Regions from separate parts of the Homo sapiens genome. Here region 2 is linked to region 1. The links are chromatin loops, found by intact Hi-C in ENCODE. Cell type or tissue: dorsolateral prefrontal cortex. All regions are shown on one strand. Each heading gives the region's core, and the rest is flanking DNA. Links, peaks and the distances in the headings are about the cores only. Region 1 has its middle 29 kb from the start of ZNF608. Region 2 has its middle 140 kb from the start of ZNF608.

Evidence for each region. Hi-C counts contacts between places; a loop is a spot of excess contacts. Peaks named below come from ENCODE experiments on the same cell type or tissue, not always from the same donor. Only the 100,000 strongest peaks of a DNase experiment are listed, where the experiment ranks them.
Region 2: a loop joins it to region 1, with 2.2 times the contacts of the local background. A loop is called at or near these places in 3 of 110 quality-filtered maps.

Annotation. Positions count from the first base shown.
Region 1 is chr5:124,771,496-124,780,120 of GRCh38, reverse strand. No RefSeq gene overlaps it. Among named protein-coding and RNA genes, the nearest start is that of ZNF608, 29 kb to the right of the region's middle. In dorsolateral prefrontal cortex, for the core only: no CTCF peak of the experiment used is centred there; no DNase peak of the experiment used is centred there; H3K4me3 peaks cover 517 bases; H3K27ac peaks cover 623 bases.
Region 2 is chr5:124,884,133-124,892,757 of GRCh38, reverse strand. No RefSeq gene overlaps it. Among named protein-coding and RNA genes, the nearest start is that of ZNF608, 140 kb to the right of the region's middle. In dorsolateral prefrontal cortex, for the core only: a CTCF peak has its summit at 4,375; DNase peaks (open chromatin) are centred at 4,408 and 5,397; H3K4me3 peaks cover 1,313 bases; H3K27ac peaks cover 3,005 bases.

The DNA of each region.
Region 1 (8,625 bases), core at 324-8,323:
TATTGTACCGCTAAAAATCTCCCCCTGAGTTGAACCAGCCACTCTTACTCAACTCTCCTATTCCCCACTTTTCGTGTCTCTACCTTTTCTGAGGATGTCGTTGGCAATTTGTCATATGTCTTGTTGAAATCAAAATATTAAATATTAGGCTGAGGTGAGAGGATCTCTTGAGGCCAGGAGTTCGAGAGCAGCCTGGGATACATAGCAAGACCCAGTCTCTACAAAAAATGTAAAAATTAGCCAGACATGGGGTGCACTGCTATAGTCCTAGCTACTTGGGAGGCTGAGATGGTAGGAAAACTTGTGCCCAGGACTTTGAGGCTGCAGTAACCTATGACTGCGCCATTGCACTCCAGCCTGTGTAACAGAAAGAAAACTTGTCTCAATAAATAAATATCAAATATTTACAGAATTCCCTTTTCTACCTACCTATTTAACCAATCCTATTTCTAAAAATAAAAGGAAACTAGGTTTGTCATGACTTGTTTTCCTCTTCAGTTGACTGATCTGCAACTTTACCTACAACTTTATCTTACTTATTTTCACCAAGGGAAAATATTCTTGATTCAATCGATGTTACATCCTTCTATTAGGACTTCCTAAATTAACTCCTTGCATCTTGTTGCAGACTTTAGGCATTTCCACTCTTCAGTAATAACAGCCCCTCCTTCTTTCATCAGATCATAGCCCTCACAACTGTAGTATTGGTTCTTGTATTAGTCAGGGTTCTCCAGAGGGACAGAACTGATAGGATATACATATATAGGAGTTTATTAAGGAGAATTGGCTCACACGATCACAATGTAAAGTCCCATGATAAGCTGTCTGCAAGCTGGGGAAAAAAAGGAACCAATATTGGCTCAGTTCAAGTCCAAAACCCTCAAAAGCAGGGAAGCCCACAGTGCAGTCTTCAGTCTGTGGCCAAAGGCCTGAGAGTGCCTGGCAAACCACTGGTTTAAGTCTAAGAACACAAAGGCCGAAGAACCTGGAGCCTGATGACCAAGGGCAGGAGGAAAGGAAGGAAGCATGCAGCATGGGAAAAAGAGGAAAGCCAGAAGACTCAGCAAGCAAGGTTTCTTTTACCTGCTTTGTTCTAGCTATGCTGGCAGTGATTGGATGGTGCTCACCTACACTGAGGGTGGGTCTTCTTCTCCCAGTCCACTGACTCAAATGTCAATCTCCTCTGGCAACACCTTCACAAACACACCCAGAAACAGTACTTTACCAGCCATCTAGGCATCCTTCAATCCAATCAAGTTGACACCTAATATTAACCATCACAGTTCTCAAACCTGATTTGGCTTCAAAATCATCTGGAGGCCTTGTTAAAACCCAGATTTCTGCGTTTCATTCCCAGAGCTTCTCATTCAACAGTTCTGAGGTGGGAGCCAAAAATTTGCATTTCTAATAATTTCCCAGCTGATGTTGATGTTGCTGGTCTGGGGACCACAGTTTGAGAACCACCAACCTTAGTATGTCCCTTCTTTAAAATAAAACAGTCTGGGTGTGGTGGCTCATGCCTATAATCCCAGCACCTTGGGAGGCTGAGGTGGGTGGATCACCAGAAGTCAAGAGTTCGGGATTGGCCTGGCCAACGTGATGAAACTCTGTCTCTACTAAAAATACAAAAATTAGCCGGTGTGGTGGGAGGTGCCTATAATCCCAGCTACTCAGGAGGCTGAGGCAGGAGAATCATTTGAACCCAGGAGGCGGAGGTTGCAGTAAGCCGAGATCGGCCACCGCACTCCAGCCTGGGTGACAAGAGTGAGACTCCATCTTAAAAACAAAACACCAAAACTCTTCTCCGATTTTACAAAAGCACCTACAAAAATGTTGCCTCACTTCCCTCTTCCCCTTCATAGCCAAACTTACTCAGAGCATTGTCTAATTTCGTATTCCCTATTTTCTCATGTTCATCCCAACACCACCGAAACATCTTTAAGCAAGTTTACCAATGGTTTTCTTGTTGCTAAATTTAAAGATCACCTGTCTGACCTATTCTTACTCCATCTCTCTGGTACTTTTAAGAACTTCTTACTTAAAATGCTTTTCTAAGGCTGGACAAGATGGCTCATGCCTATAATCCCAGCACTTTGGGAGGCCAAGGCAGGAGGATCACTTGAGCCCAGGAATTTGAGGCCAGCCTGGGTAACACAGAGAGACCCAGTCTCTACAAAAAATAAAAAATTAGCCAGGCATGGTGGCACACGCCTGTGGTCCCAGCTATTTGGGAGGCTGAGGTGGGAGGATCACTTGAGCCAGGGAGGTTGAGGAAAAAAAAAAGTTTTTCTTCTTCTATTAGCTTCTGAAATACCATTTTTTTTAATGCTTTGCTTCCTAATTCACTGATTTTCTTTTATTCTCTTTCACTGGTCCCCCTACTCAACCCAAATTCTAAATGCTGAAGTGCTTTAGGGTTTGGTCCTAGGCTTTCTTCTCTATCTCATTGTTCCTCCAAATAATCTTTTTTTTATTTTTTATTTTTTATTTTTGATGGAATCTCACTCTGTTACCAAGCTGGAGTGCAGAGGCACAATCTCGGATCACTGCAAACTCCGCTTCCCAGGTTCAAGCGATTCTCCTGCCTCAGCCTCCCGAGTAGCTGGGACTACAGGTGCACGCCACCATGCCCAGCTAAATTTTTTGTATTTTTAGTAAAGACGAGGTTTCACCATGTTCGCCAGGATGGTCTCGATCTCTTGACCTCATGATCTGCCTGCTTCGGCCTCCCAAAGTGCTGGGATTACAGGTGTGAGCCACCACACCCGGCCTTCTCTAGATAATCTAGTTCCCTGTGGCTTTAAATACCACACCTCTTACATTTATACCTGTTAGCCAAGACCTCCCTTGCAAACTTTAGACATAATTCCAAGTGGAGATCCAACTACCTATTTGACATTCCACTTGGATGCCTCTTGAGAGTCTCAAATTTAAATCTTAATTTTCCATCTTAAACCCAGTTATCTCTCAATTATCCCTGTGGTAGGCAGAATAACGTCCCTCCCAAGGATGTCCACATGCCAATACCCGGAACCGATGAATGTATTACCTTACATGGCAAAAGGGACATTGCAGTTACGATTGAGAACTTTGAGATGAGGAGATTATTCTAGATTATCTGAATAGAGCTAACGTCATCACAAGAGTCCTTAAAAGTGGAATGAAGAAGCCTGACAGAGAAGGAGCTGTGACAATGGGAAACAGAGCCAGAAAGATAGCAGCATGATTATCAAGGTGAGCCCAATCTAATCCTCAAAAGCAAAAAACATTTCCCAGTTGTGGTCCGAAGGAGATGTGATAACAGAAGGAAGCTCAAAGAGATTACATGCAAGAGCCACCTTTGTTGGCTCTGAAGATGGAGGAAGAAGGCTATGAGTTTAAAAATGCTGCTAGTCTCTAAAAGCTGGGATTGACAAGGAAACAGATCCTCCCCTAGAACCTCCAGAAAGAAACAGTCCTGCTGATGCTTGGATTTTAGCCCAGTGAGACTCAGGTCAGACTTCTGACCTATAGAACTGCAAGATATTGAATTTGTATTGTCCTGAGCTGCTAAATTTATGGTATTTTGTTACATCAGTAATAGAAAACTAATACAACCCCCCATCTCTGGAAGTGACACCAAAATCTACCCAGCTGCCCAGGCCAAAACCTTATGTGTAGTTTGTGATGCTTCCTTTTTAATTACCTTTTACCCACTCAATCCATTAACAGGTTCTGATGGGCCTGCCTCCAAAATAGAACTTGAATCTGTCCATTCCTCTCCCTCTTCACTGCCAGCATCCTGGTCCAGGCCATCATCATCTTGCTTCTGCACAACCACAGTAGCCTGATAGTCTATGTCTACAATGGCCACCCTCCAATTAATTCTTCATGAGTTAGCAACAGTGATCTTTTAAAAAGTGCATGTCACTTTTCTGCTTTAAACTCTGTAATATCTCATCAAGTTGTATACAATAAATATGTACAGCTTTTTGTATGTCAAAAAAACCCTCTAATAATATCTTCTCATCACAATTAGAATAAAATTCAAGTTTCTGAACATGTCCTACATAACCTGGTATCTGCTTACCTCTCTGACTTCACTTTATACATTTAACTCACTTTGTTTACTATTATTGAACTCCTTTCTTTTCCCGTAACAAGAAGAACTTATGCTTTGTATATGTTATTCTCTCCCCCAGTAATTTCCCATGTATGGCTTCTTTTTTATGTCCGAATTCAACTATCATTTCCTTAGAAAGGCTTTCAGTGACTTCCCTAGCTAATCTGCCCCAGACCACCAACTTAGTCATTACTTCTCACATAAGCATTTATAATGATCATATTTGTTTGATTTGGTTTTTTCACTTTGTTCCTCCAACCAGAAGGTAAGCTCCATGAGGCTTTCTTAGCTGATTCAACATTACTCCCCCCGTGCCTACCACAGTGCCTGACACATTGTCAGTAGTAAATATATATGCTCCTTGAAGTCATAATGAAGATTGAGTGAGTGAGTGAATGAGAGTGATGAGATCATGGTTTTTTTCACTTAGGTGAAATGCACATAACATAAAATTAACAATTTTAAAGTGAAGAACCAGTGGCATTCAGTACATTCACAATGTTCAATTACCATCTCTATCTAGTTCCAAAACATTTTCATCACTCCAAAATAAAACCTCATACCCATTAAGCAGTTACATCCCATTCTCTCCTCCCCTTAGTCTCTGACAACAACCAATCTGCTTTCTGTGTCTATGGATTTACCTATTCTGAATACTTCGTATCATTGAATCATATGATATATGACCTTTTCTCTCTGGCTTCTTTTACTTAGCATAATGTTTCTGAGGTTCATCCACATTGCAGCATATATCAGTGTTTTGTTCCTTATTGTAGTTGAATAATATTCCATTATATGGACATACTTAAATTTGTTTAGCCATTTGTCCCTCCATTTGTGCCTCCATTTTAGCCATTTGTCTGTGATGGACATGGGTTGTTTCCACCTTTTGGCTATTGTGAATACTGCTGCTACAAACATTGTATGTTTCCTTTTAACAGGTCCCAAACCCCATTTTGGAATTTGGGGTATGGGCAGTGATTTCTAGAGTATAAACTCACTCAGTTTTTGCGTGTTTCTTATTTGTTAGCATATCTCTCATACCCAAGGATTTCTCAGAGTCATTGAGAGTAGCTTTGTGATCATATCTGCTTAATTATCACAGAATTCTCAGCTAAGTTGTTTACTCTGTGGATTCATAGAGCAGGTCCCAAACTCAATAGGGCTGGAGACGGAACTAGGGGTAGGCAGGAAGAGATTAAGGGGAAGGGTGGTACGTGTAGTTAAAATTATAACTTTTTAAAAAAATGCATATTGCAAGATAATCATTTTACTCATTCTGTGATGAACTCTGTTTTCGTAAGAAATGTCAGAAGCTGTCAATTCTTACTGAATTATGCACTTGGAGTCCCTTGGTGGTATGTTCAATGCTATCTCCAGTGTTAGAAAGTTTTAATCTGCAATTAGATATATTATTAAGCCATTAAAATATCATTGCATTTTAATGATTTGAATCTATGAAAATATGTAAATTAGTAATGGCTTATTAAACTTTACAATTTCTGGTTATTGTAAAAAAAATCTGTACATTATAAGATGTTGAGGGGGGAGCCTTTTGTGTATTTTATTACATTATTCTTCAGTGAAGATGACAAGAATAAAAATGCCCATGCAATTGCTAATTTTTAAAAATAAGTACATTAGCTATTATGAACTGAAAGTATTTCCATGAAAGCCAAGTGCAAACAGTTGTTTAGGTCTAAGCACTTTATCTCAATCCCTGGCACTCTATTTTGTGCTTTGGAAAGCTCTACTCAATTCAGAACATAAATTTAGAAAAGGTTTCCTCCCTGAAACCCTCTGAAAGCCTGTAGTTATGGTGGTTACTTAAATTATTATTTCCATAGCTACGCTGGCTTCTAGCCACAGCTCAAATGCATATCAACAAGCTTGGTGTGAAAATGGAAAGGGAGGGAAAAAAAAAAAAAAAAAAGAAGAGACAGGACACTAATTTTTCTTCTTCAGAGTAGGAGGTATAATGTCTTTATAAAGTAATAATTAAAAGAAAAACAATTACTGGAACCTTATCTGGACCATGCAGCTGTACTTCCTCCTTTTACATTAGCAGTGTTTCTAAGGTTATGACAAACCATGAAAATTGCATCTTTAGGGGAGTTTTATTCCTTTTCCTATGATTTGATTGAAACAGACAGCTACATTTTGTGTATATATAATTAGGCAGTAAAATAGGCTTTGAAGGCAGGTTTCCATTTAGTATGTGAGTCACACACACAACAGTCTTTCATTCAACAGCCAAAGACTGATCTTTTTAATGCTTCAACTCACTCAACATGTTTTTTGAATGCTACATCTTGCACTGAGGGGAAAAAAAGAAAAGAAAAAAAATCAGCTTTTAGCCCATATTTCTTTCTTTTCTTTTTTTTTTTTTTTATCTTCTTTCCAAAGAAAAAACAATCTGAAAAACCAATCTGGGAAGTCTTTGGTGATTTAACCTTATGACAAACTGATTTTTATCGTCTTTTTTCCAGATTGTCGTTCGGGGCACCAGTGAATGCTGCACCAGTTCTTGGCGTATCTAATCCCTCTCATAAAAGGCCATTGTGGCAGGAAAACTGAGACCAATGGCTTTTTCATTCTCCACCTCTCAGCTCTCCAAAATAATGGCACTGGGTCTAAGAAGGGGGAGTGAGAGGGAGAAGAAATAAAATCCCATTTTCTCAATGCTGTGCCCATATGTGGCACTAAGTGATTTTTTTTTTCTGAACTTAAATTAGGAAGAGCTTTAACATGGTGCAGTTATTTAAGATGCAGCCTGTTTTTAGGAAAGAGATTGCCCTCTGAGATTTTGTGAATACAATGAGAACAACCCTGGGTGTATTTTTTTTTTCCTGTAACAGAAATCAAGTCTATCAACTGTGCATCATCATGCCTTATCTGATTACAAAGAAGTCGCCTATTAATCTCTATGCTTTCATCTCACTATATAGCATTTGCTATCTTCTGTCTCATTCTGGCAAACCCAAAGATGGAGAGAAATAATATCAAGCTACTTGATTGATTTATGCAAGTGATAGTTTGTGTTTGTAGAATGCCTTTCATCTGAAGACCTCAAAGGGCCTTATGAACATTATCACATTGACAGGGCCCAGCTCCAACATAAAGGGCACAGAAGGGCCATAGTCATGTAAATCCAAATTTCTAGAGTGATTAGTACCCTGGTAACCAAAAGAGATAAACTAGATTCTCATTTTTTATGTGAATTTGATGTCCATGCAGGAATTTCAATTTTCAATTCAGGCCCCATCACTGAAAAAACCACTCAGTATTCAATTTACTTCCTGGGAAGTCCCCCTGGGAAGTCTACTCCCCAAGATAAAGGGCTTTACATGACAGGCAGGTGTATATATTTCTTCAATTGGCCTAATCTAATAAAGCTGGACATGATTTATATGTGCAAAATGTTGCCATGTTAAATAATTCAGAATGAAACTGCCTTTCTGGTTGTGCTACAAATAGATGTCAATCTGCATTTGATGGTGCCTCTATCCCACAGGGATTTTGAACCAACTGAAAGAAAATACATTTCTTGTGCTGGTTCTAAGAAAAAACACTTGGGACAGCTCTCCCAACTGAAGCCTGGGTAATTTTGGCCCAAACTAAATGACATCTTTCAAAGTAGACTATCCTTGCTGGTTCTGTTTTTGTAAAAGAAGCACCTTCCACAGAAGAGTGTGGTATCCATCCAGGTTTCCATGTCAATCTGATACAAAGACCTCTCTTTATAAGAGAGATACATATGCACATAATCAGTGCCCAAAGGTTGAATAATCTCCTTACAGGTCCCTCTTTTTGCTGACTTTGTTAAGACTCTTCTTCACATTTCTCTTCCCTTCCTACCTCACAACTTCTCTCCCCATCCCCGATCTTATTCTCCCAAACTTGATTCTTAATGATTTTTTTCATGAAAACAATATTATGAGTCAAATTTTTACCATAGCTGATATCAAATGAAGTCGTAAGATTTGCATTCATCACTTCCATATTAATCAGAGAGACACAATAGGAGCTGTCAGTTTGCAAAAACAAGGTCTCTGCACTTCCATAGCATTATGTGTCTCAACTTCAACAGTGGTTTGCATTTACATGATAAAGCATAAGAGGCACTATTTTCCAAATGGGGTCTCTTTGCTTATGAAAATGAAATGGCAACATTATGAAAATGATCCAGCCAATATTGGGAGTTTCTTGATGATAACTTCAGAATGCCAGTTTATATTATCAATTCGTTAGCCTAATTTTATGGATGGATATGATAAAACATGGAAATTTTACATCCTGTGCCTTTCCTTGTGAACTAACCAGACCACAGCAGCCAGTTATTTCATCAGTCTTCAAAAGCTCACTGGGATCCCAGGGTTGTGTTACCCTGAAAGAGAATGCAGCAAATGGCCAATGAAGAAGTGCAAAATGACAAGTGCACTTTACTCCTGTGGGTCCCTCCGTCACACAGAACCAAGACATGGTTTTTCTGGGGCTAGTCCTATTTCATATGGACAATGCTT
Region 2 (8,625 bases), core at 507-8,506, 110 kb before region 1:
CTAGGCTCTGGCCGGGGAGGAGCCCACCGGTGGGAGGGTTCGGGCATGGCAGGCTGCAAGTCCCGAGACCTGCCCCGTGGGGAGGTGGGTGAGGCCCGGCAAGAATTCGAGCGCGGCGTGAGCGGGCCTGCAGTGCTGGGGGACCCGGGGCACCCTCCGCAGCTGCTGGCCCCGGGGCACCCTCCGCAGCTGCTGGCCCGGGTGCTAAGCCCCTCACTGCGGGGTCCCGGGTGCGGGACCTGCGGAGCCCGGGTGCGGGGCCTGCGGAGCCCACGCCCACCCGGAACTCGCGCTGGCCCGCGAGCGCCCACTTCCCGCCCGTGCCTCTCCCTCCACACCTCCCGGCAACCAGAGGGAGCTGGCTCCGGCCTCATCCAGCCCCAGAGGGGGACTCCGACAATGCAGTGGCGGGCTGAAGGGCTCCTCAAGCATGGCCAAAGTGGACGCCGAGGCCGAGGAGGCGCCGAGAGTGAGGGCTGCTAGCACGGTGTCACCTCTCAACAGTATAACCATCATCTCACTATACAGAAACCCTAAATGTGTTCAAGTTTTCAGTGGAAAGGATTGTAATGATTCTAAATGAACACTTGCCAGTTATGGATTTATTACCTGTCAACTTCAAATTCAACCTTTGTGCCTTGCTTCTTGAATATGGATCTGGGGCCTTTAAATATTTCCCCTTTGCCAGTAGACATGATGTTAAGCTTTGTCTAGGGACAGCACTAGAGAGACGCTGCAGGAGGAAAGGGGTTTTGCGTCTCGGTTCAGGTGTTCTTGCTTCTCATGTTCCCTTAGCATGGGCATTTTCTCCAGCAGTTGACAACTGGGGCATGGGTGGCTTCTTCAGCACTAAACTTCTGAAGCACTCACAGATGCTCCGGTACATGGTCCCCACAATGTCTTCATGCACCCACCTCAGGAAATTTTGGACTGGAGTGCTTCCAGTGAGACATCGTCCTGTGAACAGCCTTCCCTGGCATCCTAGAGGGTGTGGATTCCTAGCAAGTTCCACTAGTGACTTTTCCTTTTCTGCCATCAATAAGATCGAGATCTCAGCCCTGGGGACTCTTCTTTGATTTCTTTATCTCAGCCAGCCATAAGGGCAGTGACTAGTATACATGATATAATATAATATAAATATGCTATTCTTTCTTTAGAGTTGTTTTTACTTCTAATCAATATCTTGTTAGTCGTATTCCTTTTATAATTAATAACTCTTTATATTAAACTGTCCCTGTTCAAATTGCTATGTGGCTCCTCTCTCTTGCCAGGACCCTGACTAATACAGTACTGAATAATCTCAAGGTTTTACAATCTCTCTTAAGGTATTGCAATACGCTGTCAGTTAGATTGTCGTAAAAGTAAGAATCATATAGTAACATCATTTTTCACTTCAAGGGCAATAAAAAACTGCCCTACCCTAAACTTGTAATCCTGGAGAATGTTAACATAGGACCACAGGTTCTTTGACTGGCTTATTTTTATTTTCCATACTCTGCAACACAATCCCTGGCGAACCATCTTCACAGTGTTTACAAAGTTGATGCTCCAAAAACACTAATATAAGACCCCACTCCTGATGGTTCATATTTCACCTCCTATCCATGTGCCTGTACATCAGACCTCCCACACTCCCACCTCCCACCAGGAAAGCTTTTTATCTTGACCATACTAGAGAGAATTATTTTCTCTTCAATTCTGATTTGTGCCCCCATCCTTTGTCAATCATGAGTCCTTGCTTCATATTCCAGAACCATAAAATTATATATATACACACATATATAATTATATATATACATTTATACATACAAATACATATATAATTCAATATATACATTTATACATAAAAATATATATATACATTTTTATATATGAATCTTTCATTTTCTCTTCTTTCTTGATGATTTCATAGTGGTCATCTGTTCCTAGTAATATTTCTTACACCTGCCTACATTTAAAAATGCCCTAAGGAGCTAGAGCTGCTAGCTTTATTTCCCTCTTACTCAGAGGTTTACAGTTGCAGGTTGCTTTCTACAAATCCATTATCTGAATCTAAATCAGTCTGGTGGTAGTTTACTGATACTAGCATAAGGTTGACCTGAAAGTGCTATGTCTCATTGCCAAATACCACAAGTTTCTTTTTTTCTTTTTCTTTCTTTTCTTTTCTTTCTTTCTTTTTTTCTTTTTCTTTCTTTTCTTTTCTTTCTTTCTTTTTTTCTTTTTCCTTTTTTTTTTTTTTTTGAGACAGAGTTTCACTCTTGTTGCTCAGGCTGGAGTGCAATGGCGCGCTCTCGGCTCACCACAACCTCCGCCTCCCAGGTTCAAGCAATATTCTCCTGCCTCAGCCTCCTGAGTAGCTGGGATTACAGGCATGCGCCACCACACCCGGCTAATTTTGTATTTTTAGTAGAGACGGGATTTCTCCATGTTGGTCAGGCTGGTCTTGAACTCCCAACCTCAGATGATCCGCCTGCTCGGCCTCCCAAAGTGCTGGGATTACAGGCGTGAGCCACTGCGCCCGGCCCACAAGTTTCATTTCTACTACATTTAGAATGGTTTTAACATGGAAAGTCTTAGAAAATGTACATTCAAATGATGTCAGTCCATACCTCACTTGGTCAAGCTCCTGTTTACAACATATCAAGTACTGGATGCGTTTAATACTGACTGTATCAGTACTTTCCATCTTTCAGTATAAATTTATTCCACTGAGTCCAGGAAAAACGATATAAATTTTCATTAAAGAAAACACCATATTATGACAGCAGTAAATGAATCATCTGCAATCTCTTTTAAAAGGTTTGATTTATTTCCTGCACTTGGGAGGCACTACGTTGTAAAAATATTTTCACTAACAAGTATGAAATATTGCAATATATATTTTTATACATACTGTATTTGGCTATGTAATACATTTCATTTTTGTATCTGCACACACGTGCATATCGATGGTGGGCCCTCCAGATAATTTCTTGGTTACATTTACTTTTTTTCATGAAAAAAAGGAAAACAAGTTGGCCAAGCAGCCTAGGCAAGCATCAAATTCATCATAGCTGAAGATAATATTTTCCTGAAGTGATTCATTCTCACATCTTCCTGCAGGAGTTTTCTCCACCCAGTGACATAGTGAAATGTCACTGAAGTGAAGGCTATTTTGCTTAGCCTTGACCAAACATAGAAGCTGACTGTGGATATGCAGTTATTTTTCCTCTTGGAAGACATGTTTTTTTATGCATGTGTAAGTAGAGTTAAGCTGAATCTAGAGAGCTGCTGCATGATAAGAGCTTGGTTTGAAAACATGTTGTGCAGCTGAATGACTTGAATAACAAAATCCCCGGCAGAGTGTTTCTGAGCTAACTGCATTTGCACTCTGCAAGGAGATCAATGCTTCCCCTCATTGATTTTCCTCAGTTGCAGAGCCAGGATTATGCACATTGTGAAGCTGTATTCCCAGATTCATCCCATCTGATTTTCTAGTCAGCACTAAAAAGGCATAGAGCTCAACTGTAAACTGAAGGTTATAAAAGTATAACTGTATCAAATTTGTACTTTCACTAAGGCTGCATGTTAAACAGAAGCACAATAATGTATTCCTAGTGCGATGGAAGGGCTGCATGGGACAAGACAGATTCTGTTTGTGCGCAGCTTCTAAATAAATGGCAGAGATGCCAAAGATAAATCTGAGATGCCTTGCATACGTTTGTGTAACTCCCAAGATATTTTCAAATGTGCTAGGGCTTCCTTTCTGGCGGACTTGAAATGCAAAGTAAGCATGTAAAGAAACGATTTCCTTCCTAAATTCAGGAATTGACTGTCATCTTTCTGAATTTGAAATTGCCCTAGAATTTATCACTGGAGAAGGTTAGTGGTTGGAAGGCTGTAAAAATCAAGGATCTAAAAAAAACATCAAGGATCCATTTCACTGTAAACAACTGGCAGCACTAAAAGTTGGTGAGTTTACTCTGCAGTTAACACAAAGTCTTGTCTTCCATAAAGTTGTGGAACATGTTATAATTCAGCTTAGCACTAACAGCCAATAGCAAAATGAAAGCACCCCCCAAAAAAGGTGACTTCAGCTCTTCCAAAATTTTCACCTTTATTATTTTTATATATCAAATAAGTATGCTGCTGTTAGTGAAGGATAAGAGGGGAAAGCTGACTCCTATATTAAATTTTCTCTTCCTCATTGCACTTTGAGGATAGAGAAGGTGTCACATTACAATGAGGATTTCAAATTTGCTTTTGAGAAAATTGTGTAAAATAAGCCATTTCCTACTAAGACTAGATAAATGATTACACAGCTGCTTGCCTTTCAAAGAGAATTTGCTCAGAATCTGGGCTTGCCACGGTGCTCACTTCATTATTAAAGAGTGCTGTCATATCTCACTCCCTGTGTCTGCTGGGGGCCGGGGCGCTCTCCCACACACCCACCCCTAGAGGCTGCTTTCGCTATAGAAACAAAGTCTGGAGACCAATGAAAGACAGACGTTTGGGCAGATCCATATCCAGGGTTAAGAATTTCCACTTCCTAGGCTTAACGTGTAAATTGAGCTGGTAGATCTACCCTAGTAGCTAAGAAATATAAACATGTTTCTAAGTTACCTAATCAGTGGACATTTTCCTGGTAAAAGATTAACCAAGCTGTGATCAGTTTCTCAGCAACTGAAGGTAAAAAGCAGATTCTGTATTCTAAATGTCAACACTTACCCCAAAGATTTTCTTCTTTCTTTAAATCATTCACATAGATTTTTTTTAAATCAAATGAATATTATTTCCCACTGTAAACTTAAATGAGACCAACCCACCCTTATAACCAACAAACATACCTTGGTCTGCTTTTATTTTTCTAGTCTGCCGTAAGCAAAATCGGCATTTATTTGCAGGCATTGGCAACTAAATGCATTTTTCCAGTTATTATTGTCATTCTTATCTACAAATGTCAGTGATATTTTCAATTAACTGTGATGTAGCATGAATTACACTAATATTTAAGTGATGGTCTTCTAAAGAGCATTAATTTTTTAATAAAAGTAACATATCTCTCTCATCCAGTAATTTTGAAATACTTGAAACTCAAGTTGGAATTGATTTTCTTGACTGTAAAGGAATGTTCCTAACCAGAGTACTTTCCTCTTGGAGTGTTCTCTTTAATGAAGTCTTACTTCTGAGAAAGTTGAGTTTTTATGAGTTGGTGCCCTTGCTTCAGTGATAGTAGTCTAAATAAATATTGTGAAGAAATTTGATAATGGGTAAGTAGCAGGAGACACCATTGTTTAACCTCCAAACTATGCTAGTAAGTAGGGTGATAGACTTGCCATGCTGAATAATGGAGCTGTTATTCTAGCCCAGTAGGATTGTTTCCAAAGGCCTGCAACAAGGATCTGCCAGGCCCTGGCTGTGTGTTGCCCTTGAGTGTGCTCGTAGTCTCCAGTATCAAGTAACGGCACATTTATCAAAGGAAATCACAATTTGGAAGAAAACCACATTTTCTACTCTTTCAAATAAGAAACATCCCTGTATGCTACTTTCATTTTTACTTGTTTTACCTAGGTGGAACAGAAGACTAATCTGGAAAAATAATTGTTAATAAAAAAACTACAACATTGAGAGAATTTCATTCCCTTGAAATATATACTTTTAAGGGGCCATTTTAATACTGCATGAAAAAAAGTATATTTTCTTTATAAACCCTGAACATGCTAATATATTATTATACACAGCATAAAGTTAAGGGTGTTTGAACAGTGAAAATAGAAAGCATTCATAGCTATTCAACCCTGAATACTTAGGACATTTCATTTCTTTTTACAGCAACCATATTCTGTCAATAAAAGATCAAATGCTTTTGGTTACTGGACTGAAAAAAATCAAATCCTCCAAACTTTTAGCACTTGACGTTCCCGGAGTATTTGCTCTCAGCTATAGCTCATTAAATGAGCTGATCCACCACTGAGTCTATAAATTGAAACAAAAGCAAAGAGCTCTTTTTTTTTTCTTTTTTCAAAGTAGATGGCACCAAACTGAAATGCACTTAAGTCTGGGCTTTTTATAAGTTCTTCTTACACATAGTGGGTATTCTGCAGAATAAATACATGTCATTAATCCAGCCATTTTTCAATACCAATCTGGTTGGGACGTCTCTGGGTTGGAGTGGTGGAACCATGATTATTAACTGGTAACTGGATGAGACTGAGGGGAGACCATGCAAATGACAAATGAAGTTTGACAAATTGGGTATTTGGTAATCACATGACCACTACATTTAATTACAAGCTTCTACTGGATTTTATGTCATTTCACACAAAAATATATTGTTAGTCACTATTCTAGGCACTTTATAGAGTATGTAAACAACCCTATGAAATGGATATCATGATATATACTCATATTAAAGGTGATGAACTGGGTCACAAAGCTTACAGAGCTAATAAGGAACAGAGTTAGGACTTGAACTCAGGGAATATTAGCCTAGAGTTAATCCCCTTAACCACTCTATTACTCTACCTCTTGTGTCTTTCTTAGGGATGCCAAATGAGGAGCTTTAGAGTCCAAGGAAATTGAAATAGATTGACCAATATATAACAGTCAAGGCCTTCACGCCACCCTTTTCTTCAGCCTTTCCTTATGTCACACATCCTATTAGATGAAATGTAAATCTAAGGTCCTTTGCATTCTGGTGCACATATGAGTACAGATTCATTCATTCATTTTTAACCACATTTCCATCTGAGAGGTGATACTGGAAATATCACCAATTTGCAATTCCAAACATTATTTTTCCTTTACTTTATATCCCAAATCAAAGAAAATATTTTCAACAACTGTTGAGTGTTAACCAAGCCAAGATGGCATTGCAACAGCTCTGCAACATTCTCTTCAAAAAGAGCTTGGCCGTAGTGTTAGATTTTAGTAGTATATTCAGGCCATATAGTTAGAATCATGCCATATGAAGCCTTTCAGATTGGCCTCTTTCACTCAGTAATAAACATTTAAAGTTCCTCTGTGTCTTTTCCTTGCTTGATAACTCATTTCTTTTTAGTGTTGAATAATATTCCTTTATATGGATATACCACAGTTTATCCATTCAGCTACTGAAGGACATCTTAGTTGCTTCCAAGTTTCAGCAATTATGAAAAAAAGCTGCTACAAATATCCATGTGCAGGTTTTTGCACGGACTTAAGTTTTCAATTCATTTAGGTAGATACCAAGGAGCATGATTGCTGGATCATGCAAGCTCATCATGGTAAGAGTTTGTTTAGTTTTGTAAGAAGCTGTCAATTGTCTTCCAAAGTGGCAATACCTCTTTGCATTCCCACTGGCAGTGAATGAGAGTTCCTGTTGCCCCACATCCTTGGCAGCTTTTGGAATTGTCAGTATTTTGGATTTTGGCCATTCAAATAGGTGGGGAGTGGTATCTCATTGTTATTTCGATTGGCACTTCCCTAAGGACAGATGATGTTGAACAACTGTTTATATGCTAGTTTGTCCTCTGTATGTCTTCTTTGATGACATTTCTGGTCATATCTTTTGCCCATGCTTTAATTGGGTTGTTCATTTTCTTATTGCATTTTAAAATTCTTTGTATATTTTGGATAACAGTCATTTATCAGATATATCTTTTGCAAATATTTTCTTTTAGCGTGTGCCTTGAATTCTCATTCACTTTGTGCCTCTTGATTCTTTTAAGTTTAGGGTAATTAGTTCACTGAAGTGATATACCAATATGTGAATTTTTAATTTGTACCATAAAATCCCATTTTCTTGGCTGGGCACAGTGGCTCACACCTATAATCCCAGCACCTTGGGAGGCTGAGGCAGGCAGATCACGAGGTCAGGAGATCAAGACCAGCCTGGCCAACATGGTGAAACCCTGTCTCTACTAAAAATACAAAAATTAGCAGGGCATGGTGGCACGCACCTGTAATCCCAGCTGCTCAGGAGGCTGAAGCAGGAGAATCGCTTGAACCCCAGAGGTGGAGGTTGCAGTGAGCCGAGAATGTGCCACTGCACTCCAGCCTAGGCAACAGAGCAAGTCTCTGTCTTGGGGAAAAAAAAAAAAATCCCATTTTCTCCTTCAATTAATTTATTAATTGAAGTCTTGCTAGTCCCATCTCCAACCAGTCTCCCAAACTTAATTCCTTAAATTGCCTAGAGTGGTTTTACACTCACCTCTGTGAAAGTCTGAGTAACTAAATTTTCCATATAAGAGTGAGCCTGTTATATGTTGCCCTTTGAGCTCTGGATGTCTGATATAAACACAAAGGAAATCTCTACACTTTTATTCATCTTACGTTCTTTGTTTAAATTTCCTTTTCCTGAACCAGTTTCCCATTTGCTTCAATAGTTCCACTATTCCCTACAGAGCTATAAAATAAAATGTGCACCTTCATTTCACAACCAAAGGGGAAAAAGAATTGGATATGGTTGTTTTCACGTAGAATACAGCGCTAGAGCTGACAGCAGAGCAAATTTATTTGCTCGTTTATGTAATCATTTCCAGGTATTAGCACATTACTTATTAACAAATGATTTAAGGACGTTGGTGGAAAAGGGGCCTGCATGGGGATATTTATTTAGATTTTCAAATAGTTTGAAAAATTAAAGCATAAGTCTAAACTTGGTGT